Linked DNA regions of Homo sapiens: all the other regions are linked to region 2. Evidence: chromatin loops called from intact Hi-C (ENCODE). Cell type or tissue: heart left ventricle. All regions are shown on one strand.

Region 1 (5,000 bases), 190 kb after region 2:
AGATGATAAATGGATATTGTTTTAAGCCACTGAGTTTGTGGTAATTTGTAACACAGCAATAGAAAACTAATAGGGATTCTCTCAATTCCCTTGTTGCTGAACTCTAAGGTAATGAATTTTTAAAAACTTTTTGTGGGTACATAGTAGGCATATGTATTTATGGGGTTCATGAAATGATTCGATACAGGCATGCTATACATAATAACCACATCACGGGGAATGGGGTATCCATCCCCTCAAATATTTATCCTTTGTGTTGCAAGCAACCCAATTATACTCTTAACGTTTGTTTGTTTTTTTGGGACGGAATCTTGCTCTGTCACCCAGGCTGGAGTGCAGTGGCGCTACCTTGGCTCACGGCAACTTCAGCCTCCTAGCTTCAAGCAATTCTCCTGCCTCAGCCTCCTGAGTAGCTGGGATTATAGGCACACGCCACCACACCAAGCTAATTTTTCTATTTTTTAGAAGAGATGAGGTTTCACTATGTTGGTCAGGCTGGTCTTGAACTCCTGAACTCGTGATCCGCCCGCCTCGGCCTCCCAAAGTGCTGGAATTACAGGCATGAGCCACAGCACCCGGCCTACTCTTCGTTATTTTAAAATGTGCAATTATTATTGACTACAGTCACCCTGTTATGCTATCAAATAGTAGGCCTTATTCATTCTTTCTAACTACTATTTTCTTACCCATTAACCATCCCCACCTCCCCGCCTCAGCTCCCCCACTACCCTTCCCAGCCTTTGGTAACCATCCTTCTACTCTGTATGTCAATGATTTCAATTATTTTAATTTTTAGATCCCATAAATAAGTGAGAACATGCAATGTTTGCCTTTCTGTGCCTGGCTTATTTCACGTAACATAACAATCTCCAGTTCTATCCATGTTGAATTTTTTTTTTTAATAAGACCACAGGCCATAGACCACAATGTGCCCTTCAGTTCCTCCACCTTCACCCTTCCATCTATCCTGGCAGAAGCCGGATAAAGGATTCATTGACAGCCCTGATTGACAATGGTGACCCCCAATTTCAAATTTCCTTTCTCACTTTGGCAATGAGGAAACAGGTCTCTTGCATTCTCTAATACTAGGACATTTCAACATTTCAGCCTTGACCCACAGAAAAAAGGATATTTTACTTTACCACCCAGTTTCACAAAACAGTATTCTTACCATGTGCGCTGCATTCTGACATTTTTCTTCTAGTCTATGCTGTGCTGTGGTCATCACCCACTGAACTGATCTTAAGATGCACTAGTGGTCACACCTTGCAGTTCAGAAGCACCTTTCTCATTGATTTATTACATGCTCATGACACAAAACACATTATAAAATATTTGCAAAGCATCTCAGCTTTTCTTGTCTCCCCTTGTTGTATTTTACATAAATAACCTTTGAGCAAAAGAATGGCCCAGTTCTTACAGCACTTCTTATAGTCTAGAATTTGTCAAGCCCATCCTCTTCCAGTTGATGGAAGGATTCTCACATGGAAAATGGCCAAGAAGCCCCCACCCTGGCTTGCTCAACTATTCATTTACTTTTACAGCAGGTGAGCATAGAGGAAGTATGTTATTTCTAGTTCTCAAACGTAAAAAACAATATTCAGTGATACATTAATAATCCAGCCCCAGGATGTAGACCTGGACCCATTCCTTTATTCACTGTCCAGAGTCCTTTTTGCAGACCCTACATGTAAGAGCCACACTACACGTCATTTATAAGAGTTGTATGTCAAAATAAAATTGTAGAAAGTGTTGAGTTGACATGAACAAGTGTTTTTTGGCCTGAGGCCACCTCACCTCACCTCACCTGGGAGAGATGAGAAAACAAGAGTGTTAACAATTTTAACCATGGGTGACTCCAAAACTCTCGCCCGAGCTGCAGAGGTAACCTTTTGTAAACCACGCATCTGATGCCTTGATGGGCACCACCCCAAGGAAGACTATCATTCGGGGAATTCCTGGGAGGTCTCCCACTGATGTCCCACCAGTCTAACCCTGAGTAGTTTGCAGGAGCAGAAGAGAAGCACCCGGAGGGTGGAGAACTATAGCTGAGGGGCCATAAGTACAGCAGGCTTTCTGCTGCCTTCACACTTTCCCTATTTTCTCCAGCATTTCTCGTGCTGCTAAGACCTGACAGTGAAATGATCTCTGTGTGTGTGTGTGTCTGTGTGTGTCTGTGTGTGTGTGTGTGTCTGTGTGTGTGTGTATTTGCATGGAATCAATATGTACCTGCACATAGAGAAAAAATTAATCTTAAGTTTTTCAACTTCAGGGAAGATGATTTATGGTCATTGGCTGCCTGGTAGGTTTTATTCTATCTAGGAAGTCTGAGTTCTGTATTCCTCCATAAGGGGGAGAGAGAGAGACAGAGAGCGCGTTTCTACTATCCTCCCTCTCGTTTTCTTGTCTTTATTTGAACTTGTACTTTAAAGGGAAATAGTGCCTTCCTGTGCATAAAGCAGGCATCTAAAACTGATTCTCTTTCCTTTCATTGTTTATACAATCTGAAAAATTAGATGGAGAAGGAAGGTTAGTGAACCTTCTTGGCCGTTCCTCCATCTCTGAGTGAATGCACATGCCCAGCACAGTCCTCCGCTCAGCACTTTCTCCATAAGGATTTTCTAAGGCATGGAGCAGTCATCAAATTTGTTAATAATTTGTTCACATTAAACTAAGCAAAAAAGCCTAGCGGCAGTGATCTTAGGACTTAAGCTAATTATTTAGATGCATGAGAGATCCAGATTATTAGTGGGCATAAATATGTTCAGGATTTTAATAAAACATATTAATTTGTGAGGGTTGTCAAGAGCAGAAACTTTGGACTTGGGCCTACTTGGATTTGAATTTCACATTTTCTACTCATTAGCTCTGCTAATCCAAATGCGAGAAAAACGAATTCATCTATGTCTTCTAAGTTTGAGAATCTTCTATCTTTTTCTCGGTATCTACTGGAGAATTAACTTGGTAATCCACTGACCCACTCTAACCAAACCAACTTGTCAAGTTACCCACTTGGGGGAAGGCAGTTAAACTTTCTAAGCCCGTGTTTTCTTGTCTTTAAAATAGGGATAACAAATAATTCCTATCTCAAAGGGTTATTGTGAGGATTAAATGAGAAAAAGCAGGCGAGGGTCATGTGACTGACTAGAAAAGTTCATTATTAGTCAGTGTTGTCTGACTGCTTTAGCAAAAAGTCCCCAAATCTCAAAGGCTTAACAGAAGAGATTTTTTTTCTTGTTCACATAAGGTCTGCTCCAGTGTTTTTGGTTGCCATTCTTCCACATGGTAGTTCAGGGTCCAGGCTTCTTCCATCTTGGGGCACCCAACTCCTCTAATTCCTCAGCCATTGAATTGGAAAAGAGAATGCAGGAAGGTTTTATGGGCTGGGCTTGGAAATGGCCTATGTCACCTCACCTTCATTCAGTCTTCTGGTCATTCCTAGCTGCAAAGGAGACTGGGGAATTTAACCCACCTCTATGCCTGGAAGGAAGAAGTAACAGATTTGGTGAGCATTTGGCCAGTCCACCAGAGTGAGTCACTTGGTTTGGCTAAAATGAGCTCTTTCTCTGTGGAAATGTATTGTCTTTCCAAAAACTCATAGGGATTTTCCAGACTAATACCCCATTTCTCTAGCTGTCCAGGGAAAGACAAGAAAGACTTTGAAATCTAACAGCTGAATTTTTATTGCACTTGGGTATAAATAGATGTATCTATGTATGTATGCGATATTTCAAAATTTCTTTTAACTACAGTGAGTTTATACTTTTTCCCTATAAAATGTTTTACCATAACGATAAGGTGTCAAGTTATTGTCCAGTATTTTAAAATGCCAAACAAAGTAATCATGTGACTGATCTCAGAGCATACCTTGGGTAAATTACTTGGTGCTAGTGGCAGGTCTAGAAATTGCAAAGGAAAAGCAAACGAAGGAACACAGAGCCAAACTCCCAAGTGTTTCTTAAGTCCATGCCCAGAAAATGTCATAGCATTGCTCAATCAGAATTGCTGAATCTTCCTGAAAGATTTGGCCATGATTAGTGCTGCTAAGTTCTGTTGTCAAGGGCCATATGACAGATAACATAATGCAATAAAGTAATTCTGGCCCTAATGTAAAATGAAATGTCTATTTTGAAATATTGCTATGAAGTTGGGTTTTTCTTAATACAAAGGCATGAAGAAAATATTCTGTTGAGTAACTACTGTTAATTATATGTGCACAGCAAGGATTTTTAATGGGTTTTTAAATATCGGTTTCATTGATCTTGGAAGTAGAAAAAAGCTACAAGAGAAGTAAAAGGTAAAAAAGTTAGGCCGGGCACGGTGGCTCAAGCCTGTAATCCCAGCACTTTGGGAGTCCGAGGCGGGCGGATCGCGAGGTCAGGAGATCGAGACCATCCTGGCTAACACAGTGAAACCCGTCTCTACTAAAAATACAAAAATTTAGCCAGGCATAGTGGCGGGTGCCTGTAGTCCCAGCTACTCAGGAGGCTGAGGCAGGAGAATGGCATGAACCCGGGAGGTGGAGCTTGCAGTGAGCCGAGATTGCGCCACTGCACTCCAGCCTGGGCAACAGAGCCAGACTCCGTCTCAAAAAAAAAAAAAAAGGTTTCATTCTTTGTATCACGCTTAGTTATGTTTCAGTTTAGCCATTTAGCCGTGGTATTTCCCAGTGGTCTGGATTGACAGTTTCAGGAAGGAGTAGCACCTTAGAATCTAAACCAGTGACTCACTTTATGAGCTTTTCCAAATTACCTCGATAGTCTCACTTCATAAATATGCGTAAGTTTCTGCTCTGTTAATAGTGCTGAATGGGCCGGGCGCGGTGGCTCACGCCTGTAATCCCAGCACTTTGGGAGGCCGAGGCGGGCGGATCACGAGGTCAGGAGATCGAGACCATCCCGGCTAAAATGGTGAAACCCCGTCTCTACTAAAAATACAAAAAATTAGCCGGGCGTAGTGGCGGGCGCCTGTAGTCCCAGCTACTTGGGAGGCTGAGGCAG
Region 2 (5,000 bases):
TGATCAAGTATTTACTGTTCCCTTGAAAGAATAAAAACACTGCAGTCAGGGGTTGCACGGGATGGGAGGGACAATGACAAGGAGGCGTCTTATTTCCAGAAGCTGAGTTCTAGGACACAAGTATTCCAACCCGGGATCAGAATTTCCTTGTAGATCTCACCACTTTACCTAGTGAACATCCTAGCTGCTGGCTACACTCCCAGACACCCTCCTTCCCTGATATTATCACAGTCCTCTCCAGGGTGGGCTCCCAATCCAGGTAGGAAGAAAGGCGAGACAGCCAAAGGCGCCCTTCTAAGGCTTCTCTCTAAGCAGCTTCCCTTCACAAAAGGGTTTTGCCTGAGCCTCATCTACGTACAGTAATTCTTAAATGACACAAGATGGATGTTGAATATTAAAAAACACGCCTCTTCTCTTTCCCCGCCTGCTTTGTTTTTCTAACTTTTAAAAATTATCTTTCATCATACCAGCACAGAGAGTCGTTTTTGAACCTGTCCTTTAACTTAAGTAATGAAGAGAGGGTGTTTACAATTTCACTTTCTGGCTCTCATCTGTCTGTAAAATTCTTTATTATTTTTTTAATCGGGTGAAAAAAATGTTTTTAACTTTAATAGATTTCTGATTTCTCTATATCTCCCACTGGGGGTTCAAACTTAAAGAAACCAGTGACGTCAAAAAGTCAACCTCATGAGGAAGTCAGCAAGATGAAAAACGGAATTTAATGTTTTGCACAAGAATATTTGCATTCCCATTAGCCTTTGCAAATGCAACATTTCTCACCCTCTTGGGTTGACTGCAAAGGTGTCCTGGAGAGAAACAGAGTATGCACCTCTCTAACGGTTAACATACTGAATTGTTTTAATGGAATAAATGGTGCGGCTCAGGGGCGATTAATGTAGGGACTGTAGACTCCCGTAGAAAGGACTTAAAAGGCAATTGTGCACCAACAATGGTGGATGAAACCTTCTGCTCACATCAAATATTTTCATCCAAACCTCAAGTATGACTGATTGATTTTAAGGCCTAATTGAATGAATTCTCAATTAAAAGAAGTTGCAAAAAGCTGATGTAAAGTAATAAATATATATGGGGTGCCCTATGTTCTACAAATGCTTTCAGGTCTGCTGGTAGAAACCACTGGTTATGCAATAAGTTGATTTCAAAAATTATACCTTTTACATTTACATCCAGATAAAAACAGATGAGGTCAAGCCACTAAACATTCTTGTAATTCAAAGAGAAAGAAATAGATTAATTCTTTGTTTAGGGAAAAAAAAAAAAAAAGAACGACTTATGCTAAGACATCTGTACCAATCTTCCTGAATAACTAAGTTAGGGAGGAAAGACAAATTTGGTGACTGTGGGGGCTAAAATACTAACTTATGGTCCTCTGAAATAGAAGGCGGTGCCTGATGGACATAGGTATCTCCGGTTACTTGGTTTGGCTGGGCGGTAGCAATTAAAGCTAATGGTTTTCCCAACTACACCCAAGCGCTAGATCTTTCTTTTCCTTCTGGCTCTACCTCTCTGATACTTCCCCGCACTGGCTTTTTGGGGCCAAAGAAAGTTGGGGCCCTCCTTCTCACTCTTCAGACCCCAGGGTGTCCAGCTTGGGTTTCGTTCGGCCGAGCTCCTTGACCCCCCGCGCCCGGGAGGGGATTGGCCTCTCAGCGAATCGCCCCAGGCCTCTGGGGACCCCAGTTCGCCAGTCCAGGTCGCCGGCCCTGTCACCGAGGCCTAACCCAAAAAGCTCGCGTCGTCCCCTCTGGAAAGCAACGCAGCTTCCTCCTTGGGCACAGTCCCCGCACCCTGGGTCCCGGCTGGTGCTGCGCCGGGTCCCTAAGACTTTGACTGGTTAGAGCAGGCGACGCCGAGAGCCAGGCCGCCTACAGGCGTCTCCAGCCCTACCCCATCGCCGGCTACAGAGCGGGAGCCCCGAGCCCCAGCGCCGCGCCGCGCGGGGAGAGAAGCAGCTGTTCCCAACAGCTGGGGGGCGGCGGCGCCCGGCGCCCCAGGTGCTGCCGCGGCCAATCGCAGGCGTCCGGCCCGCCCCCCTCCCCAGCCGGGCGTCGACCCCCGGCCCGCGGGGGAAGGGAGCAGAGAGGTGGAGAGCTGTCCTCGGCACTCGTCTTCCAGATCCCACGGCGGGAGGGACAGACCAGAGCCGAAGCTGCGCGGAGTTCCTCGCCCCTGGCCCCGCCGCCGCGCCCCCCGCCCGCTTCGGCGCTCGGACGCTCTTCCCGCGGACCCTCCCCACACCCCACCCAAGGCACCTGATTCCTAAGGAAGAAAAATCTACCTCTAAAGCACCCGCTTCTTCGCTTGAGAACTACCCTCTCTTTTCATTTTTGGCCTCCCCGCCGGGTGAGTGGAAACCGCTTGCACATTCTATAGAACCCGATTCTAATCCAGACGATCCGGAGAATTTGTACGGTGACCGGCAGGGGGGGCGGGAGGAGAGAGCGAAGTCAAGTCTCCAGGGCCGCTGGCGACTTCGGAAGCCGCGCGCCCGGCGCTCTCGGCCGCCCCCGGCCGCTCGCCCCCGCCGCGCCGCCGCCCTCGCCCCCGGGCTCGCCCTTGGCCCCCGGCGGCCGCGAAAGGGTGCGGGAGACGCGGAGCCGGAGGAGGAGGCGCAGCCGCTGCCCGAGCCGCAGCCGCAGCCGGAGCCCGAGCCGCGGGGCGGGTGCGAAGATGCACACGACCCAGAAGGACACGACGTACACCAAGATCTTCGTCGGGGGGCTGCCCTACCACACCACCGACGCCAGCCTGCGCAAGTACTTCGAGGTCTTCGGCGAGATCGAGGAGGCGGTGGTCATCACCGACCGGCAGACGGGCAAGTCCCGGGGCTATGGATTTGTAAGTTGCACGGACTGGGGGTGACGGGGAGGGACGGAGTGGCGGCTGACCCCGGGGATCGGGAGCTTGGAGTGAGGGGCTCGGCGTGACCCGTGAGGAGCCCCGCGGGTAGAGCGGCGCTGCCCCTTCGCTCCGGGGTGAACTGAAACTTTGCTAGGGGAGAGGGTCGGCGCCAGCCTCGCGGGGTTCGGAGAAGACCCAGCGCTGTGCGAGGTCGGGGGCCGGGCAGGGCAGAGCAGGGGTGAAAGGAGAGACCTGTAATGACGGCGGGATTTGGGGTGCGGAGGGTTGCGAGGGAGGGGCCGCAACCCTGAACAATTGCATTCCCGGGCTGGATGCCGGTTGTTAAGCGCGCTGTTGCTTTGTAAAAATGCGTGTGTTCTGGTGTTTTGGCTGGGGCAGGGAGGGGACACCCCACGAGGTCTGGGGCTGTTGCCCTTGTGTCATCCCCCCGCCTTTTAACTGCAAAGGTAGGTTCTTTTAAATCATGATCCTAGGGCTCTTTGCCGAACTGAAACAGAGCATATTAAGCTTCCTTCCTAGAGATTTAAGCGTGCAAATTCAGCTGCCGAAGAGCAGGGAGCCCCAGAGTAGGACAATAGCTATTGTCGTTGGGGAGTGTTTTCGAGGTTGGGAGCGTTGGGCGGATGTAAGGCTGGACTTTCTTTAAAGCAAACGGTGCCTCTGAGGCTGAGTAGGGACCTGGGGGGCGGGGGATTCGGGGGAAGGAGGATCTAGAGTTCCAAGAATTTAGGCTTCCAAATCTCGGCTAGGCCCTACTAACACCCTTAAGATTTCGGCGGTGGGGTGGGGGGAGGCAGGGTTAGAGGGTTTCTTTCTTTTTTCCTTCGTCTACCCGCCCCCCCCCCCCACGCCCCCGCCCGCCTGTTAAAAATGGGAGATCAAGGAGGAGGGTCCAGCCAAAAGAAGCAAAGAATAGAAAAAAAGTTTGATCTCAGTTTTATCATGAATGACTTCTCCATTGTGATTCTTGATTTCCTTCATGGGTTAATTTAGAGGTTATGTATGTATGTCTGTGTGTGTCTGTTGCTAAGGTCACCATGGCTGACCGGGCTGCTGCCGAAAGGGCCTGCAAGGATCCCAATCCCATCATTGATGGCAGAAAGGCCAACGTGAACCTGGCATACTTAGGAGCAAAACCAAGGATCATGCAACCAGGTGAGAAATGTCTGTCTCCCCTACCCCCCTCTCCAAGAACCCCCCATTTATGGGTGGGATGATTCTCTAATTTAGAAGACATTGTCTCTTTCTGTAGATGTGTTTAGTAAACTTGAACCATGGCTTGTTATTCTACCAAGGCATTAAACATAAATGAGAGTTGTAAATACTCCTCTCAAGGCTTGAAATGTACCTGTGTGCAAAAATGGATCTTGGGGGTCGTGCAGGAAGAAGAGTTAGTCATGTCTCACCTGTTTCCTATATGGCATACATTTGTAGTCTGCTCTCAATTTTCCAATTTTTAGCCACCTGTAGATAATTCACATGTGGATTATATAGGCCAAATTTGTCGACTTCAGCTAATATACTTCCCTACTTAGTGGTGTCTCTCCTTTTAGCACCAGTTGCACTGTGCTCAGAGCAGGCAGTCTGACTTGAACACAGACCCAAGGGAAGCATTAAGGGGTAGGGGCGATGTCCAAATGGTAAAGGTTTTGTTTTTTTTTGAGATGGAGTTTCGTTCTTGTTGCCCAGGCTGGAGTGCAATGACGCGATCTAGGCTCACTGCAACCTCCGCCTCCTGGGTTCAAGTGATTGTCCTGCCTCAGCCTCCCAAGTAGCTGGGATTACAGGAATGTGTCACCACACCCAGCTAATTTTGTATTTTTAGTAGAGACGGGGTTTCACTGTGTTGGTCAGGCTGGTCTTGAACTCCTGACCTCAGGTGATCCACCCGCCTTGGCCTCCTAAAGTGCTGGGATTACAGGCGTGAGCCACCGCGCCTGGCCCAAAATGGTAAACCTTCAACATAAAATCACAGAGTATTAGCAATCAAAGAAAACAGAAATTGCACCTACTCAAGAACCCTATGCTACAGACAAAGAAACTGATGCTTAGAGATGAGAAATATTTTACTTAAGTCATGTAGCTATTAGTTGCCAAAAGGGAGCAGTTTTTTGTCT
Region 3 (5,000 bases), 150 kb after region 2:
TGGGTAATTGGGAAAAAGAGAAAAAGAAAGACACTCTCCTAATAGTTTTGTGAGCATAGAGAAAAGGAATCCTAGATTTTGGTTAGAGTTTTCATAGTTTCTCAGTATTGTATTTCTCAATATTAGGGACATGAAATCAGGGACTTAGATTTTTTTTCTGTTAATTAAAAGGCAGGGAAGGAAATGCAGAGCACACCTGTTGGGCAGTTGCCACTTGAGCTTTGCCAGTAATTTGGCAGCTCTGAACCCAACAGGTATGGGCTCAGCAGTCAATTTCATTCCCACTATGGTTGTCCCCCCACCCCCTGGGGAGTGAAGAAGGAAGAAAATGAGTGAAATCAGCTTTCTTTTCCTCCTTGCCCAGAGTTCATTATTACCTTCTGATTGTCCTGGGTAATCTTGGTAACTGTTTGTAAGGTCATTATAGCACCTGAGCAGGTGGCTATGGAAGAAGGGCCACTGGCTTTGGATGACTCGGCTGGGTTCAGGTTTTGGATCTGCCTTTTGTTTGGTCTGTAACTCTGGCCCTGTCAGGTGCTGTGTTTGCAGCCATTTCCTCATCTGTGATGGTGCTACCTACCTCCCTGGGTCCGGAGGGAATGAAATGAAATTATGTAGCGTCTTTACTCAGGAGGATGAAAAATAGGAAAACAGTGTTTTCCTGAGCTGTTGAGAAATGTTTAATAAACATTGATGGAGATCCGGGCATGGTGGCTCACGCCTGTAATCCCAGTACCTTGGGAGGCCAAGGTGGGCCGATCACTTGAGCCCAGGAGTTGGAAACTAGCCTGACCAATATGGTGAGACCCTGTCTCTACAAAAACTACAAAAATTAACAGAGCACGGTGGCACGCATCTATGGCCTCAGCTACTTGGGAGCCTGAGGCTGGAGAATCACTTGAACCTGGGAGGAGGAGGTTGCAGTGAGCCAAGATCACGCCACTGCACTCCAGCCTGGGTGACAGTGAGACCCTGTCTCAAAAAACAAACAAACAAACAAACAAAAAAACCAAACACATTGATTGAGTGAAGGAATGACTTAGCAAATGAATTGGTGAGAATGAAATTGATGATATTAAACTTCCATATTGCCTATGGCAAGACAGTCCCAGGTTTTCTTTTTTTTTTTTTTTTCTTGAGATGGAGTCTTGCTCTGTCACTCAGGCTGGAGTGCAGTGGCGCGATCTCGACTCACTGAGATCACCTCCACCTCCCAGTTTCAAGAGATTCTCCTGCCTCAGCCTCCTGAGTAGCTGGGATTAAAGATGCCTACCACCACACCTGGCTAATTTTTGTATTTTTAGTAGAGACGGGTTTCACCATGTTGTCCAGGCTGGTCTTAAACTCCTGACCTCAGGTGATCTGCCTGCCTCGGACTCCCAAAGTGCTAGGATTACAGGTGTGAGCCACCGTGCCCGGCTAGTCCCAGGTTTTCATTCAACGGCCAGGGAATAACAAACTGCTCCTTTCCCCAAGGTGTGGCACCCTCCGTGGAAGCCTTTGACAAGCTGATGGACAGTATGGTGGCCGAGTTTTTAAAGAACAGTAGGATCCTTGCTGGGGACGTGGAGACCCATGTAAGTACTTTCCTCCCCTGTTCTCAGTAGAGAGTTTAAACTTACCAGCCCAGCCTCTGACAACGCTAACAGCCTGAGGAGATCTTTATTTATTTATTTAGTTTTTACTCTGGCTAGGCAGATGGTGGCTAAAACATTCATTTACCCATTTATTCATTTAATTGTTCCTGCAAGGCCTATGGATAGAGTATTGTCCAGCACTGCTCTGGAAGCTAGGAGCATGGGGATGAACAAGATAGGCTACATCCTGTTCTCACAGAACTTCCACTTTAGTCTGGGAAACAGATGATATATACAAATATATAAATGAATTCAGGTAGTTTTAAGTACGAAAAGAATAAGAAAGCAGAGTCATGATTTAGAGTGCTGGAAACAGGGCTATTGCTTGAGATAGGAAGGTGTATCTGAGGTGACACTGAGCAGAGATCTGATGGAGAGAGGTAGTGAGCTGTGGAGTGATGTGGGGAAGACAGTTCCAGACAGAGGGAACAGCAAGAGCGAAGGCTCAGAGCAAGCTTGGTGTGTTCCCAGCAGAACAGAAGGCCTGGGAAAAGATAAGGGAGAGGGGTAACAAGGGCTCAGAGTACAACATGCTCTTCTAGTCACAGTGAGGGACTCGGCTCTCCTTCCCACTGTGATGGGAAGCCACCCGGGGTCACCGGGCAGAGGACTCAGGGCGATTTGATTTATGCTTTTAAAAAGGTCCCCTGGCTGAGCTGACTCAGTCACCAGCCACCCTTCTTCTTTCTGTAAAATGCGGCCTGAGGATATCACCTCATATCCATTGGGATGGCTACTATCCAAAGAACAGGAATTAACAAGTACTGGTTAGGATGGGGAGAAACTGGAGCCTCTACGCACTGTTGATGGGAATGTAAAATGATGCAGGCACTGTGGAAAACAGTGTGTTGGCTCCTCAAAAAAAAAAAAAAATGGAACTACTGTAGATCCAACAATTTCACTTCTATGTATATCCCCCAAATTTAAAAGCAGCATCTCCAAGAGACACCCATGTTCATAGCAGCATTATTCACAATAGCCACGAGGTGGAAGCAACCCAAGTGTGCATTGACAGATACACTAAATGTGGTCTGTACATACAATGGAATATTATTCAGCCTTGAAAAGGAAGGAAATGCTGTTACATGCTGTAGTATGGATGAACCTTGAGGACATTATGCTAAGTGAAATAAGCCAGACACAAAAAGACAAATACTGTATGATTCCATTTATTGGCAGTGCCTAGGGCGGTCAAATTTGTGGAGACAAAGTAGAATGGTGTTTGCCAGAGGCTGGAGGGAGGAGAGAATAGGAAATTGTTCAATGAGTACAGAGTTTCAGTTTTCCAAGATTAAGAAGTTCTGGAGATTGTACAACTATGTGAATATACTTAACACTATTAAGCTGTACACTGAAAATGGTTAAGATGGTAAATTTTATGTTAAGTATATCTTACTATAATTTTGAACAAAGTACAGCCTGAGGAAAAGCAAAAACACAGAATTTGATAATCTCTGGGTTGGAAGAGAACTTTAAAGGTACCTAAGCTAGCCTGCCAGTTTTAGACACTTTTCATATTTTAAAAAATATTAGCATCATCTCCGGGGTTAGTCATTGTTTGCATTCATTTAGTGAAAATCGAATGTGATAGCCAAACCAATTAAAAACATGAAAAGAAATGTATCACTGGGTTCTTCTTTTTCTTTGGCCTTTGTTTCTCACTAAGGATTGAATTCCAAATCTGTCTACCTATAGATTTCTCAGCAATGACAGAATCCTGGCAAAACCATTTTCAGTATAGATTCACAGAAAATCTGATTCTTGAATAAAGTTGTGGTTTGGGGCTTTTCGCATATTCTCACTCATAGGTGGGAATTGAACAATGAGATCACATGGACACAGGAAGGGGAATATCACACTCTGGGGACTGTGGTGGGATGGGGGGAGGGGGGAGGGATAGCATTGGGAGATATACCTAATGCTAGATGACGAGTTAGTGGGTGCAGCGCACCAGCATGGCACATGTATACATATGTAACTAACCTGCACAATGTGCACATGTACCCTAAAACTTAAAGTATAATAAAAAAAAAAAGTTAAAAAAAGTATAAAGGGATTCTCTTTTTGCTCCCCTCCCAATTAGACATCATATGCAACACCCAACACCAGTCTCCCAGGGGATCCAGTGACTCCGGTTATGCCAGAGGCTCCAAGACTGTAATTAAATAGGTGCTTATCTCATCACATTGCAATGTATTTGTTTGCCACATCTAAGAAAAACAAAGATACTTCTCCATTTCTGTTGAAGTACCCCTTGGTGAAAGAGACAAGCCTTGATATATACGAGTTCTGGAAAAACCTGGGCACTAAGATGCATCCACGTCAAATGTATCCCACAGCACTATTGTTACTACTCTAGTCTGTTTTTTTCCTCAGTGTTTTTGTTTACAAGAAACCTTGTATGCAGCAAGAGAGTGGCTGAGCCTCTTGTATTCTGAGGCGTGATAACTCCTGAACGCTAACATACACAAAGGAATATTATCTGCAATACACTGAAAAAGATGCTTGAGTGATTGATGAACATTTTCTGTCTTGAACACTATGACAGTAATCATTGTATCATTATGGTTACTATTCATTAATGCCAACATTAGGCTTCTGAGGTACACAGTACATTATAACTCATTAGGAGTATCTCAAAAATTCTAGATAGAAGCTTTTTACAAGAGAATAATGAGACCTATAAATAAGTATATTTAACTTTGCATTTTTTAAAAAAGTAAGATTTGTATGCTGTCTTCAAATTGCACAGTAAACAGTCCCTTTAAGTTCTTTTTAGAACAGAGTGAGTTATAAAGTGTAGCTTGGTTAATATTAAGTTTTTCATCTCTTCATTCATCAGGCTGTAAACAGGATGACTCAGATGAAGGAATATTCTCAGCAATGAATATGTAATGCTTAAGAAAATTTATGTTCTCCCTAGTTTTTAAAAAATAGAGGAAAGGAAGGAAAAGAATAGAAGACAGAAGGAAGAAAGGCAAGCAAGAAAGAGAGAAAGAAAGAAACACTTGTCATCTGAAAGTTTAGACTCCAGCTCTACAACACAAAGAAAAGTACAGGCAGCTATAGTCCATCTGCCCATGACGTTAATACTTTGAACATGCCGTTTATTTTTTCTCTCGCTTACAGAACCATGTGTCATTGGCATTAAGCTTGCAGCTGTTGCCTCTCACATCAGCCAGAAGTGGGGGTTGAACTTTATTCCAAGAACACACCTGTTGCCTAGGAAAAAAGCCCTCACATACCTGATTGTACAGGATGGAAATTTGAGAGTGACACAAATGTGCATCATATTAAATCCTGTGCCTGTGCTTAAAAGTCATTTCACAGATACCAGTAAGGAATAAGGGCAGCCAAGCTATG
Region 4 (5,000 bases), 110 kb before region 2:
AGAGAGAAAATAAGTGTCAGAAACAGTCTTATGTCTATTATTCTTAAAAAAAAAAAAAAGGAAATTCTGACACATGTCACTACCTGGATGAACCTTGAAGACATTGTGCTAAGTGAAACAAGCCAGTCACAAAAAGACAAACATCATATGATTCCACTGATCTAAAGTACCCTGAGTAGTCAAATTAATAGAGACAGAAAGTAGAAGGAGGATTGCCAGGGGCTGGGGAGGGGGAAATGGGGAGTTGTTTAATGGTACAAAGTTTCATTTTGCAAGATGAAAAGGGTTCTGGAGATCCTTTGCACAGCAATGTGAACATACTGAACACGACCGTACACTTAAAATGGCTAAGATGGTAAATTTTATGTTATATGCTTTTTACCATAATTAAAAATAAATATGTAAATAAATAAAATAGAAAGTCTTAAGGTTCAAATAGCCACTTTTGTCACCTCACTCTGATGGTGGCAACTCATCTGTTCAAGGTGATTTCCATCCTCTCTGATGGAAAGGAATCCTATTGGATCCAGCCTGACTTTGACCATATGCTGAGGCCACATTGTAGAAAATAACTTGGACTACATCATTTAAAAATAATGGTTTAATAACTTTTCATCATAAGTTACTAATAGATGACAAGTACTATACCACAACTTAATCCGTATTTATATCACTCTGTGTTAATTACCTGGTTGTGGCACAGCTCGCTGTAGAATCCAAAGGCATTGCCTATGTTCACTAGCAGGAAAATGAACCGCAGCCTCTGTATTGAGCAACAGATTTGCTTTCTCATGCATAACTGTTTGGAAGAAACCCCAAAGCTCCAGTATCCATACAAGTCCTGGAATTCTCACAGATGAATTTTCAAGATAATTCTTATTCATTTTGTAGCAATTCCCCCTCTGTACACCCATTTCCTGTTTGATTATTTTTAGCATTACTCAAGCTGGAGATTCTGATCTGTCGGTAACAAGCTCTACCCTCAACTTGCTCGTTAAGGTAGTCAGCAAGGCTCTTTAAGAACATCCAGAAATCTCAAATTAAGGGGATGAAACCCCAGGAATAGATCACCTAAAAGATGAATGGAATGGGCTTCTCATTTCTCCTGTGTGCAATATACAGAAAGAATTTTCACTGTATTTAATTGCCTTTCCCTCTCATTGATATCTGGCTCTTTAAAGGCGTGCAAGATAGTTAGTTAAAAAAGAAAAAATGTCTGTACCCATGGCAACCTCTGATGAAAAGGACCAGCAGCTATTTCCAAGGATAGGTGCTTTAGATGAAAGACCTGAAGCTATGAGAGGCCAGCCAACATAGAAAGCAAATGTGTGGGCCGGGCGCGGTGGCTCACGCCTGTAATCCCAGCACTTTGGGAGGCCGAGGCGGGCGGATCACGAGGTCAGGAGATCGAGACCATCCCGGCTAAAACGGTGAAACCCCGTCTCTACTTAAAAAAATACAAAAAATTAGCCGGGCGTAGTGGCGGGCGCCTGTAGTCCCAGCTACTTGGGAGGCTGAGGCAGGAGAATGGCGTGAACCCGGGAGGCGGAGCTTGCAGTGAGCCGAGATCCCGCCACTGCACTCCAGCCTGGGCGACAGAGCGAGACTCCGTCTCAAAAAAAAAAAAAAAAAAAAGAAAGCAAATGTGTGGTGCACCGTAACAGCATTCCTTCCAGGAGAGGAGTACTTTGGGATTGAAGATATCTCAAGTGGCCTTTTCAAAAACCCAATTGAAGTAATAGTTTACAAACAGCACTGTATCATAATGAGCATAAACATTTCTGTGAATAACACAATTTTCATTTCTATCTATTGTCATAATTGCTGCATAATATTCCACCCAATGGATATAATGTATATTTTTAGGCTGGGTGTGATGGCTCATGCCTGTAATCCCAACACTTTGGGAGGCTGAGGCAGGCGGATCACTGGAGCCCAGGAGTTCAAGATCAGCCTGGGCAGCATGGAGAAACCCCATCTGTACATAAAAGATACAAAAATTAGCCAGGCATGGTGGCACACACCTGTAGTTCCAGTTACTTGGGAGGCTAAGGCAGGAGGATTGCTTGAGTCTGGGAGGCAGAGGTTGCAGTGAGCCAAGAATGCACCACTGCACTTCCAGCCTGGGTGACAGAGCAAGACTCTGTCTCAAAATACGTGTATATATGTATGTGTGTGTATATATATATATATATATATATATATATATAATTTTTTTTAATTTTTCTCATGTTGTTTAATACTTTGACTGCTTCTGATATTGCACTGTTAGCAATAACCATGATGAACATCTTTTTCCAAGTAGGTTTTCCCATATTGTGAATTGTTTCCTTATAATAGACTCTCAGAAAGGAATTATGGAGTCAAAGGATAAGAACATTTTTATAGTTCTTGATCCATGCTGCCCAATGGATTCTGTCAATTGAAGACCAATTTCACTCTATCCCTGTGAACCCTCAATATCATTAAAATAATTTTAATGTTGATTTGCACTGAAATGATTACTACTAAAGCTAAACATTTTCCATATATTCCTTATTCATTTATGTCTCTTTTTGTGAATTATTTATGTGATAGTTTGGAAACCAATGGCAGAGAAGAAGTTAAGTTCTGAAGCTTTCTAATACCTTCAAACACTTCCTTTCACACATCTCAACTACCTGTGACTAGCAGGCCAGAAAAATTCCCATGACACTATTATCACACCAGGCCGCTCTGCTGGGAGTGAGCACGTCCCATGTGGTTTCAGGCCAATCCAGAAGTGCCTTTGTGTTACCCACTGCCTTCTTCTGGCTGCCTGTCTGCCCTCTGGCGTCTCAGAGAGGTGATGCTGCCACTTCTGCGGCTGGATACTTGATTCCTGAAATCCGTGGTTCCCGACATTGATTGCATATTAGAATCATCTGGGGAACTCTTAAAATTCCCAATACCCAGAACTTTCTATACACCAATTAAACCAGCTTTCTTGGCATCAGTGTTTGTGAAAGCTCGATTGAGGATTCCAAGGTGCAGCCAAGGTTGAGAACCACAGCTTTAAATCCACAGTCATAAGGAGCACCCAACTAGGCATTCAGGATACAAAGCCCTGTGCAAGTTCACTGCTGCCCTCGGGCAGCTCACAACCCCCGTGGTGGGGACAGAAAAAGGTTTGAATGACAAAGCACACTCTGAATGTTATAAAAGGGAGTAATCATAAATAAATAAGTATATAAACATATATATTTATAATTAAATAGTACATATATTTATAAAAAGTAAAATATAGTTATTTAAATAAATATATGTATACATTTACTTTTATTAACTATAACTTGATCAACCAGTACCATCAACTTAAGGAAATTTTTGTGCACGCAGTTTTTATCATTAAGGGGTAAGCTATATAAAAACAGAGACTTGTTAAAAACACACAGGTAACAAACGCTGAGTTTGTGAATATCTCTGAACTTTCAGCCACTACTAACCTACAAGGTTGATTTTCCACATACGGGCGCTGATTTTTTTTAAAGGATGACCTTAAAACACTTTCAGATTCTGGCTTGCCTAAGAAATGGTTGCTTATGTTCACTATGCTATATTTACTAAGGCACAAAATATATATATATATATATATATATATATATATATATATATATGCATGCAGATTAGAAAAACCATTTAAAAACTAGAGATAAAAAGGGTTTTCGCTTGACTTCTCTTAAGAAATTTAACTCATTGCATTATTTCTCCCTGGGGGTACTGGAGCAGTATTTACCTATTCACCACGTGGTGCTTTGGACAAATTCGTAAATTATGGGCTTTGCCATAGTCAATGTCCCTACAACATCTCTTCTGACAAACCCAAGCCCCATTCTGTGGAAGACAAGTCTCTTCATTCAAGATCTGGATCAAAAGCATCAGAAATTGTTTTCTTACGTTTTGCTAATTGAGAATGTTAGGCCTGCTTGAATGGTATTTATAATTATAAATCCAAATACTGTCTTTAGAATTTTAAAAATCTATCTCATTATTTTACTGAATCTTAATGCATTTCCCCCCAAATTATCAAGATAATTATAGGTTTTAAAATGAAGCTGGGTGCCGTGGCTCATGCCTGTAAATCCCAGCGCTTTGGGAGGTGGAGGCGGGAGGATTGCTTGAGTCTGGGAGTTTGAGACCAGCCTGGGCAACACAAGGGGGCCCTGTCTCTACTAAAATTAAAAATAAAAATTAGCCAGGCATGGTGGTGCACCCCTGTAGTCCTAGCTACAGAGAAGTTAAAGTGGGAAATGGCTTGAGTCCAGGAGTTTGAGGCTGCAGTGAGCTATGATCACGCTACTGCACTCCAGCCTGGGTCACAGAGCAAGACTGACCCTGTCTCTAAAAAAAAAAAAAAAAAAAGTGAAAATAAATAAATGAGTAAAACGGCTTTATAGGCTTCATCTTACAGACATTTAGCCCTTGCTTTTTCTACTAAGGCCAATAATGAAATATAGCTCCAATCGTCTATATATAAACACACAGACACACATTAGACCTCAAAGAATTGAATTTATTTTTATGGGTTAAAGCATTTGAATGTTATCTGAGACAGGATTAAAGGCAAAGTGTTCCTGACTCTTCCTAACGGAAATAGGATCATCGCTGGCCCTGGGCCTGGTGGTTGAGTCCTCAGCTAGAATCATATACTGTATTCAAAAAAAAGACAGTTGAGCTCAGAAGCGTGTCCCAGGGTAAAATTGCTGCCCTAGCGGCTGTGCAAATTCTCAGGAAGCTAGATCAGAATTTCCAAGAGGCAGCTGGTCACGGCCATTCCTTCAGCTATCCTGGAAAGGGCAGGATTCTTGACCATGCTGGAGGCCCAGATGCCAAATAGGACCCAGTGTTCATGCTCACATAACCGCAGGCCCTGACTCATGAATTTTTGTTTCTGGCATCTATGTTGATATAGATACTCTATTAGAATAACTCTGGGCTCTTCTGTTGTAAAACCAAGCTTGATATGAAGCGCCAGAGAAGGC
Region 5 (5,000 bases), 110 kb before region 2:
GTTTGTTCAACCCCTCCTTTGATTATATAAGAAAATCCAGTATCCTATTAAATCCCTTCATATGCTTAAGCTAATTTGAGTTGATCTTTTATCACATTCAAAGAAAAAAAAAGCAACTCATGATTAATGCACCATTGAACTGAAAATATATGAACTATTTGTCTCAAGGAATTTCAGGGCTATGTCAGGATTTTTCGTTCTTGATATAAGGAGGCCAAATCCTTTGATAGAGCTGCCAAATGATCCCTACCTTAAAAGGGCTCTGCAAGATCTGAGGGAGATGAAAGCAGTCAGAGGATAGCCCTGTTGTGGATCAGACATTTACATAAAAGGAAAGCACCCAGCACATCTGCATAGGAGCACACTGCCTGGCTGAGGACAGATGCTAATAAGAATCTCATACCCTTCCCCTGGGCTTGCTGAGCTACCCATAAAGGGGATGCACTAATGTGCCCGTGAGACCTGAGCCTTTGAATATCGAGATAGAATCTTCAAGATAGTATTCAGTAGAGAGGTCGTATATGAGCCAATCACATACAAGTCATGTCAGTGATTCACAATAACTTTTAGACAATTCAAGAATGCCATTTACATGAGTGAATCCCACCAGTAATTTTTTTCCTAGACAGAAGCTTCAAACACCAGGCTGTCACATTCAAAACATTCTATGGCCCAATTCCTATGAAGCCTTCACAAGCTCCTTAGAATCAGGTGCCTCTGCAGGGGAAGCAAGCAGGCAAGGGAGAAGGGGAAGGGGCAGGGGAGGGGGCCAGGAGGAGAGCCTGCTCGCTGGTTCCAGCTCCACGCAATGAAAGTGACCTTAGCTCCCTAGGTCAACATCTGCGGGTGCCAGTCCTGCCCCCTGAAGCCTGATATTCTGAAAGGAGGAGCCACACCCTACCTGGCAAGAGAAGAGGAGGAAGACCAGTTCTAGAGAAAACCTTTAACTTGATGGCATGTTCCATCCCCCATTCAGCACCACTTCCCAGGTCCTCCTGATAGTGGGTTGAATCATGTCCCACCCCCCGTTCACGTCCAACCAGAGCCTCAGAAGTGCCCTTGTTTGGAAATAGGGTCTTTGCAGATGCATTTGCTAGAACCTCGAGATTAAATTATCCTGGATTTAGGGTAGGCTGTAAATCTAATGACTGATGTGCTTATTACAAGAGAAGAAGACACAGACAGACATGGACAGCGAAGGAAGCCATGCGAAGAGAAAGGCAGAGATCAGAGGGAGGCTGCCACAAGTTGCGGAGTGCTGGGGCCACCAGAAGCTAGGAAGAGGCAAAGAAGGATTCTTCTCTAAAGCCTTCATGGGGAGCTTGGCTCTGCTGACACCTTAATTTTGGAGTTCTAGCCTCCAGAACTGTGAGAGAATAAACGTCTGTTTTGTTTCTGTTTTTGTTTTTGTTTTTTTGAGACAGAGTCTCGCTCTGTCGCCCAGGCTGGAGTGCAATGGTGCGATCTCGGCTCACTACAATCTCTGCCTCCCGGGTTCAAGCGATTCTCCTGCCTCAGCCTCCCGAGCAGCTGGGATCACAGGAGCCTGCCACCACACCCGGCTAATTTTTGTAGTTTTAGTAGAGACTAGTTTTCGCCATGTTAGCCAGGCTGATCTCAAACTCCTGACCTGGTGATCCACCCACCACAGCCTTCCAAAGTGCTGGGATTACAGGCGTGAGCCACTGCGCCCAGCCTGAACCAGTTCTTATTAGAAAAGATGATAGTGACCGGGTGCGGTGGCTCACATCTGTAATCCCAGCACTCTGGGAGGCTGAGGCAGGCGGATCACCTGAGGTCGGGAGTCCGAGACCAGCCTGACCAACGTGGAGAAATCCCGGCTCTACTGAAAATACAAAATTAGCCAGGCGTGGTGACACGTGCTTGTAATCCCAGCTACTCGGGAGGCTGAGGCACGAGAATCGATTGAACCCAGGAAGCGGAGGCTGCAGTGAGCTGATATCTGCCACTGCACTCCAGCCTAGGCAACAAGAGCAAAACTCCATCTCAAAAAAAAAAAAAAAAAAAAAAAAAAAAAACGCCAGCGGGGTGGCTTACGCCTGTAATTCCAGCACTTTGGGAGGCCAAGGCGGGCAGATCATGAGGTCAGGAGACCAAGACCATCCTGGCCAACATGGTGAAACCTCATCTCTACTAAAAATACAAAAATTACCTGGGCGTAGTAGCGCATGCCGGTAATCCCACCTACTCAGGTGGCCGAGGCAAAAAAAAAAAAAAAAAAAAAAAAGGATGATACCACCATTTCCCCAAAACATTTCCATTTTTAAAGAGGATCCTTAAAAACAAATCCTCAGTTGGTAGAATGTCCTATATGGGGGGAATATTTGAGGACTAGACACAGCTTCCCTTCTGAACAAGAAGAAACATTCACCCTGGGATTCTCCAGGTTAGGATTTGGGTGCCTTTAGAGGGACTTCAGAGCAAGAACTCAGTTCCCCCGAGAGCTCCTGCCACCAACCCACCCAACTGATTCCCATCAGGCAAGATCATGTCAAAAATGCTTTCCTCATCTTGGCTGTATATATTCCCCCACCATCTTCCTAGCCCTGCATCCCAATCACACAAAGCCATGAGAGCTAAAACAGACCTTAGAGATCCCCTCACTCAAAGTCCTCAGTATACAGGTAAGGAAACAAAGTCCCAGATAAGCATTGAGGCCATGTAGTTCACAGGACTGAGATGAGAACCATGATCTCTTCCACTCCAGATACAGTAACTTAGCTGGGCATGGTGTCATGTGCTTGTAATTCCAGCTACTCAGGAGGCTGAGGCATGAGAATCGCTTGAACCCAGGAGGCAGAAGCTGCAGTGAATCGAGATCGTGCTACTGCACTCCATCCTGGGTGACAGGGAGAGAATCTGCCTCAAAAAGAGAAAGAAAGAAAGAAATACAGTAACTGACACTTGTTGGTTGCTCACCATGTGCCAGGCACTGTGCTTAGTGCTTTGGATACATTAGCTCATTCAGTTCCCTCTGAGATATGCAAACCCTTCGTTAAATTCACAAACATATGCAAGAATGTACAAGAATAGTCCACTACCAAAAAAGAAAAAAGATGGCAAGAAGATGATGCAAAACATTTCTTTTCCGATTGAGAACCTTTCAGCTTGTCGGCTAAGATGCATCTGAGTGATCCTTCTCTTTCTGGTCTCATCCTCTGGCCCCCTCACTCAGGATCCTTCTGGCCCTTTCTCCCCTATGTTCTCCCCCCATGGGAGTTGGTTGCCCCTTGTAGACAGGAGGGGCACCGTGAGATCCTCAGTGTTCTGAGTGTCAGTTCTGTATGTCCTGAGAAGGCCTTGCCAAGCCTTTATTGGGTCCAAGAAGAAGCATCCCCAGCATGGAGCATCTACAGGAAAAAACCTCCTCTTGCTAACATAACCACCGTTCACAGCAAAACTTCAATCGGTTATCCAAACAAAGCTTTGGTCTTTTCTCTGTCTTCTTGTGCACCCATTCAGCACCTAGACTGAAGATGGTCAAGGAGAGGGGAGAAGAATTGGGAGGGCAAAAGAAAACCCCGTTCTGCCACAGAGAGGTGCTCCTCTGAAGTGGAGTGAGGTTAAGTAACTTGACCAAAGAACTAAGGAACCAAAGGGCCAGCTTCAAACCGGGCTCTGTTTTTGTCTGCTATGTCTCATCTGCTCAGGGAGTTGAACTGTAACAGTCCAGAGAGTTTGGCCCTAGGCCTCTGCTTCCTTAGCTATCTTCTAGTGACCAGGGAAACCATCTCAGCCTCAGCCACGCCCTTGTCAGGACCCCTCTAAGAATTGGGGTTAATTTTGGAAGTAGGGTGAGCTCAGAGCAGCTGGAAAGTTGACAGTGCTCATGTCTTTCACTACCTCTTTGTGTTCCTGTCCTCATTCCTCCATCTTTATCATTCATTTTTTGAGACAGGGTCTCACTGTCTTGCCCAGGCTGGAGTGCAGTGGTGTGATATTAGCTCACTGAAACCTCTGCCTCCTGGGTTCAAGTGATTCTCATGCCTCAACTTCCCCAGTAGCTGGGATTACAGGTGCACACTACCAGGCTAATTTTTGTATTTTTAGTAGAGAAGGGTGTTGACATCTTGGCTAGGCTGGTATTGAACTCCTGACCTCAACTGATCCACCCGCCTCAGCCTCCCAAAGTGCTGGGATTACAGGCATGAGCGACCATGCCTGGCCTGGTCTTTATCAATTATAACTCAGACCACATAGTTGCGTGGCCTCCATTTCCCAGTTCATGCTGACCTGGAGGCATAAAGAAGCCACACTGATGATCGTGATTCTGCAGTCGCTTCCCTCTGGGGCCTCCTGCTCCCCTTTCCCACATCAAGCCTCCACCCTAGGGTATTTCACCAGCACTTATTCACATCCACACTCTACTGACCCTGCTTGCATGAGAAATGAGGGGACTGAGCTTCTTGCTGTGGCTCCCACCACGTACCAACCTGCCAGGCAGACACTGCCTCTGGTCAGTACTCCCAAAAGGACACACCATGGGTGCCTCTGAAGTGGGGAGAACCTCCTTCAATACCTTATGCAGAAACCTGTAGATACACCAGATATCTGGGTCTGATCCCTGAAGACCTTTATTTCTTGGACATGTTGACGTAAGCCACATGCCTGTGCCCCTTCTTCCCTTTGTTCCTTCTTGATGAATGAAAAAAAAGATGGTGGCTAGAACTGGAGCAACCAACATAGACTACAGGTGACCTTGGAGAAAGAGGCCACGGGCTGCTGATTAACAAGCTAGAATGAGCATTTGATGACTACATCAACTGGATTTGCTTCCAGACTCTCATATGAGAGAGAAACAAACTTCTATCTCCTTTGACACACTGCTGTTTTGGGATTTCTGTACATCATGGTTGAACCTAATCCTACTAACATCCTTTAGTTCTGTTTGTACTTAATGTGCTCAGTTAAGCATGTTTAGTTGCAAGTAACAGAATACCAGGCCAGTGGAGATTTGAGCCATAAGACGTTTCATTGTC
Region 6 (5,000 bases), 80 kb before region 2:
AATTTGTTGATGTGTAAGATGAAGGCATATTCCTCCTAAGAAGATTTGTATTTGCATATTCTGGGTGCCTAGAAGCAGTAACACTGTGGGACCACTTTTAAATTAAATTCAGAATTTCAATTTTTTAACCACTCAGATAATATCAAATTGACCTGCAGATACTCAGAAGGGCTCATCTGCTAGGTACAAGTTCTCAGAGACTTTTTCTTATTCCTCTTGCTCTGCTGAGCCCCAGAATCTTTATGAAAGGTGTATTACTTTGCTAGGGCTGCCATAACAAAATACCACAGACTGGAAATCTTAACAACAGAAAATTTTCTTACAGTTCCGAAGGCTGGAAGTCCCAGATCAAGGTGCTGGCAGGGTTGGGTCCTCTGAGGCCTCTCTTTTTGGTTTGCAGAGGGTCACCCACCTGCTACCTCCTCACACAGTCATTGCTCTGTGCACTGGTGTCTGTCCTGGTGTCTTTGTGTGTTCCAATCTCTTCTTAGGACACCGGTCATATTGGATTAGAACACACCCTAACAGCCTCATTTTAACTTAATTACCTCTTTAAAGAGACTATTTTCAAATAGGACCTCCGGGTATCAGAGATTTTGGCACCTAGCTTTCCATTTAGTCTTCTTGGTTCCCATATCCATTTATATTTTAATCTATTAATTTCTTATTATCTTGTCAGCTTTTCTATGTTTGAGTAATGTATCCTTGCATAGTATCAGTATCATAAACAACATTCTACTGAATTTTATATAGTAAGCAACATGTGAACATTTTGTTACTTTTGTAAAAGTGTTTTCCCACTATACTTATGTTTTTCTTTCTTTTTTTTTTTTTTTTTTTTTTTTTTAGAGACGGAGTCTCGCTCTGTCGCCCAGGCTGGGGTGCGATGGCGCGATCTCGGCTCACTGCAACCTCCGCCTCCCGGGTTCAGGTGATGCGCCTGCCTCAGCCTCCCAAGTAGCTGGAATCACAGGCGTCCACCACCAGCTAAATTTTTTTGTATTTTTAGTAGAGACGAGGTTTCAGCAGGTTGGCCAGGCTGGTCTCAAACTCCTGACCTCGGGTGATCCTGAGAGGTGACAACATGCTAGCAGCCCTCGGGCGCCTCCTCGGCCTCGGTGTCTGCTCTGGCCACGCTCAAGGAGCCCTTCAGCCCGCAGCTGCACTGTGAGGGCCCCTCTCTGGGGCTGGCCGAGGCCAAAGCCGGCTCCCTCTACTGGCGGGAAAGTGTGAAGAGAGAGACGCGGGCTGGAGCTGGGGCTGCGCACACCGCTCGCGGGCCGGCACGGGTTCTGGGTGGGCGCAGGCTCGGCGGGCTTCGCGAGCCCTGCACTCGGCGCCGCCGGCTGGCGCCTGCTGGGCTTGATTGGAGGCTGGGTCCCGTGCATGAATCGCCCTTCCTTCTTCGCGCGGTCGTTGGCCACGATGGCGGCTCTCCGTCTTTCTCGCTTTCCCTCTTTTCCTCTTGGTTGTCCGGGAGGAGCTTCCTCTGGGCTGCCGGACTGCCCAGGCTGGGTGCCCCAAACTCCCTGCAGCGAGCTCCAGTCAGAGGTGAAGCTCGCTGGGCTTCTGAGACGGGTTCGCAGTTGGAGAACTTTTCTGTCTCGCTAAAAAATTGTAAATGCACCCATCAGCACTCTGTGTCTAGCTAATGGGGCGGGGACTTGGAGAACTTTTGTGTCTAGCTAAAGGATTGTAAATGCACCAATCAGCACTCTGTGTCTAGCTAAAGGTTTGTAAACTCACCAATCAGCACTCTGTCAAAATGGACCAATCAGCTCTCTGTCAAATGGACCAATCAGCAGGATGTGGGTGGGGCCAGATAAGGGAATAAAAGCAAGCCACCAGCCCCAACAGTAACAACGTACTGTAGTTCCCTTCCGTGCCGTGGTAGGTTTGTTGTTTTGCTTTTTACAATGAATCTTGTTGTTGCTCAGTTTCCATTCGTATTTCCTTCATGAACTGTAACACTCACAGGGAAAGTCAGCAGCTTCACTTCTAGAGCCAGCAAGACTGTGAACCCACTGGGAGGGATGAACAATTCTGCCACCTTTATGAACTGTAACACTCATTGCAAAGGTTTGCAGCCTCACTTCTGAGGCCTGCAAGACCACAAACCCAGTAGAAGGTAGGAACAACTCCAGACATGCTGCATTTGAGAGCTGTAACACTCAATGCTGAAGGTCTGCAGTTTCATTCCTGAAGTCAGTGAGACCACGAACCCACCAGAAGGAAGAAACTCTGGACACATCTGAACAGCCGAAGGAACAAACTCTAGGCACACCATGTTTAAGAACTGTGACACCACCAGGGTGTGCAGCTTCATTCTTGAGGTCAACATAAACCAAGAATCCACCAATTCCAGATACAGTTCACCCATCTTGGCCTCCGAAAGTAATGGGATTACAGGCGTGAGTCACCACACCTGGCCTACTTCTGTTTTTCTTTAGTTTTTCAACACAGATGGAATGATGAAGACTAGCAAGGCTTTGAGCACTGAGTGCAGAGATGGTCACAAAGTGGAAGTTCATTCAAATTTGTTGAATAAATATAAGTTCTTTGTTGTTATATGGTCAGATATGCTGTTGCTTTCCCTTGTGAATCGTCCTGTTTCTGGCATCCAAAAATTGAGGGTTATTCCTGTCATTTATACATTAAATGGAAGATATGCTGGAGTAAACAAATCAGTCAATATTTCTAAAATGTATGGTATTACAAATGTAGGTAAAGTTAATACCAACCTTAATTTTACTTATTTTTTGTGGAGATGGAGTCCAGCTATGTTGCCCAGGCTAGTCTCGAACTCCTGGCCTCCCACCTCCTCCCAAAGTGCTGGGATTACAGGCATGAGCCACTGCACCTGGTAAAACCTTAACTTTATTCAGTCAACCTGATTAAATTATGCTCCAGACCTCTGATGATATTCTGACCTCATGAAATGTGATTAACACCTTGGATTATGTTTTTCTGTGTTTCTAAAGTAAGTTAATCATGTTGAGAGACATGCCTGTATTCTCCCCCAAGGCAATTTGCTTATTAAAAACATTTTTCTGAGCCATTTCCAAGAACTTGAACCTTGGAGACATCAAACCAGTCTCAGGACATAACTTGACAAAGGAATTCGCTTCTCAGGGTCCTCTGCCTCCCCTCAATTTCTGTAATTCTTTTCACGCTTTCCATTTGTAATGCCTAGGGATCGAGGGGGAACAGGAAATCTCCGTCTTCCTAACAATGGCAGCACTCACAGGATGAGGTCCTTCTCTTCCAAAGGTCCCGGGAGCACACTCCTCATTTGGTGAGGTGCCTATTTATATCAATGACCTTCCCCACTTGCAGAACTTGAACAGCTGCACAATATATATAACGAAATGGAAAGTAACATGACACGTGTTTCAAAGAGAACACAGGGAAAGGGATATGTATCCAACGTTCCTTCCAGCTCTCAAAGCCTGTGCTTCCTTGAGTCAATATCATAAAAATAACAAGGGAGCCACCCTGGAGCATGACTGAGAAGGCTGTTTTAGAGAACATAATTTTGACTCTCTAAAGGCCAAGCCTGAAAGAAAGAAGAAAATGTTTAAGAAAGGAGAGGGGGGCTGCTAATAGCTCTTAATGAGTGATAGAGTTACGCTCTTTTAAAATCTGAAACAGGCCATCTTCAAAGGCACCAATCATTTCACTCAATGTATTTGAAAATAATTATAGATTTATTTCTTGGTACCCTTGAGATACAGAATCATGTTTGTATGACTTTGTATCTGCAGGGCCTATCTAAGGCAGGGCCTTATACACAATAGTCACTCAATTCATGTGTCTTAATGAATTAGGACAATCTCAAGAGTGACAGAGGCTCTGTGTGTGTGTGTGTGTATGTGCACGCACATGCATATACCACTAATTCTAAGGAATCAACATCTATGGTACCTGCTGTATACCATATAATCCACATTTATGGTATACCACATTGCTCAAGGAATTGAGGCTTTTGAGGAGATGCCACAGGTGGAGTATAAAACTATTCTAAACTGTAATTTTTTTTTTTGAGACGGAGTCTCGCTTTTGTTGCCCAGGCTGGAGTGCAATAGCGCGATCTCGGCTCACTGCAGCCTCCGCCTCCTGGGTTCAAGAGATTCTCCTTCCTCAGCCTCCCAAGTAGCTGGGATTACAGGCATACGCCACCACACCTAATTTTTCTATTTTTAGTAGAGACAGGGTTTCTCCAGGTTGGCCAGTCTGGTCTCAAACTCCCAACCTCAGGTGATCCACCTTCCTCAGCATCCCAAAGTGCTGGGATTACAGGCATGAGCCACTGCGCCCAGCCTAAAGTTTAATTTTTTTTTATTTTTTTTTTTTGAGACAGAGTCTTGCTCTGTCGCCCGGGCTGGAGTGCAGTGGCGCGATCTCGGCTCACTGTGAGCTTCGCCTCCTGGGTTCATGCCATTTTCCTGCCTCAGCCTCCTGAGTAGCTGGGACTACAGGCGCCCACCACCACGCCCGGCTAATTTTTTGTATTTTTTTAGTAGAGACAGGGTTTCACCATGTTAGCCAGGATGGTCTCGATCTCCCGACCTCGTGATCCACCTGCCTGGGCCTCCCAGAGTGCTGGGATTACGGGCGTGAGCCACCGCGCCCAGCCTTAAGTACTATTTTAAAATATTTTTGTGATGACTAACAACTACATTTATGACTTCTTGTAGAACAATGGATTCGGCAGCTTATCTCAGAGGTAATTATGCCCTCTTTTGCAATATTCACCATAGCTGAGCAATGGAGATTATTCCTAGCTAAATGATGGAATGGTTGTTGACACTGCTTCCATTTGATGTTTTGTTTTGTTTTTCTTGTAACTGAGTCTCGCTCTGTAGTCCAGGCTGGAGTACAGTGGTGCGATCTCCACTCACTGCAAGCTCTGCCTCCTAGGTTCACGCCATTCTCCTGCCTCAGCCTCCTTAGTAGCTGGGACTACAGGCTCCTGCCACCACGCCTGGCTAATTTTTTGT

What was found. Peaks named below come from ENCODE experiments on the same cell type or tissue, not always from the same donor. Only the 100,000 strongest peaks of a DNase experiment are listed, where the experiment ranks them.
Region 1: a loop joins it to region 2, with 2.4 times the contacts of the local background. A loop is called at or near these places in 21 of 110 quality-filtered maps.
Region 3: it touches region 2 in a loop (2.6-fold over the local background); 9 of 110 quality-filtered maps call a loop at or near these places.
Region 4: a loop joins it to region 2, with 5 times the contacts of the local background. A loop is called at or near these places in 33 of 110 quality-filtered maps.
Region 5: a loop joins it to region 2, with 2.1 times the contacts of the local background. A loop is called at or near these places in 31 of 110 quality-filtered maps.
Region 6: a loop joins it to region 2, with 2.3 times the contacts of the local background. A loop is called at or near these places in 12 of 110 quality-filtered maps.

Annotation. Positions count from the first base shown.
Region 1 is chr6:17,467,242-17,472,241 of GRCh38, forward strand. The region is part of intron 4 of CAP2 (cyclase associated actin cytoskeleton regulatory protein 2); the gene reads left to right. Among named protein-coding and RNA genes, the nearest start is that of CAP2, 76 kb to the left of the region's middle. In heart left ventricle, a CTCF peak has its summit at 2,360; no DNase peak of the experiment used is centred here.
Region 2 is chr6:17,278,891-17,283,890 of GRCh38, forward strand. RBM24 (RNA binding motif protein 24) reads left to right here and starts at 2,471. Exons shown (of 4, transcript NM_001143942.2): 1 at 2,471-2,859; 2 at 3,915-4,038. The coding sequence starts at 2,692. In heart left ventricle, a CTCF peak has its summit at 2,394; DNase peaks (open chromatin) are centred at 2,001, 2,451 and 2,981; H3K4me3 peaks cover 4,450 bases; H3K27ac peaks cover 3,974 bases.
Region 3 is chr6:17,425,114-17,430,113 of GRCh38, forward strand. CAP2 (cyclase associated actin cytoskeleton regulatory protein 2) reads left to right here. Exons shown (of 13, transcript NM_006366.3): 3 at 1,477-1,577. Among named protein-coding and RNA genes, the nearest start is that of CAP2, 34 kb to the left of the region's middle. In heart left ventricle, no CTCF peak of the experiment used is centred here; no DNase peak of the experiment used is centred here; H3K27ac peaks cover 708 bases.
Region 4 is chr6:17,164,749-17,169,748 of GRCh38, forward strand. No RefSeq gene overlaps it. Among named protein-coding and RNA genes, the nearest start is that of STMND1, 65 kb to the left of the region's middle. In heart left ventricle, a CTCF peak has its summit at 2,821 (motif pointing left); a DNase peak (open chromatin) is centred at 2,793; H3K27ac peaks cover 250 bases.
Region 5 is chr6:17,172,690-17,177,689 of GRCh38, forward strand. No RefSeq gene overlaps it. Among named protein-coding and RNA genes, the nearest start is that of STMND1, 73 kb to the left of the region's middle. In heart left ventricle, no CTCF peak of the experiment used is centred here; no DNase peak of the experiment used is centred here.
Region 6 is chr6:17,199,376-17,204,375 of GRCh38, forward strand. No RefSeq gene overlaps it. Among named protein-coding and RNA genes, the nearest start is that of RBM24, 79 kb to the right of the region's middle. In heart left ventricle, no CTCF peak of the experiment used is centred here; no DNase peak of the experiment used is centred here; H3K27ac peaks cover 757 bases.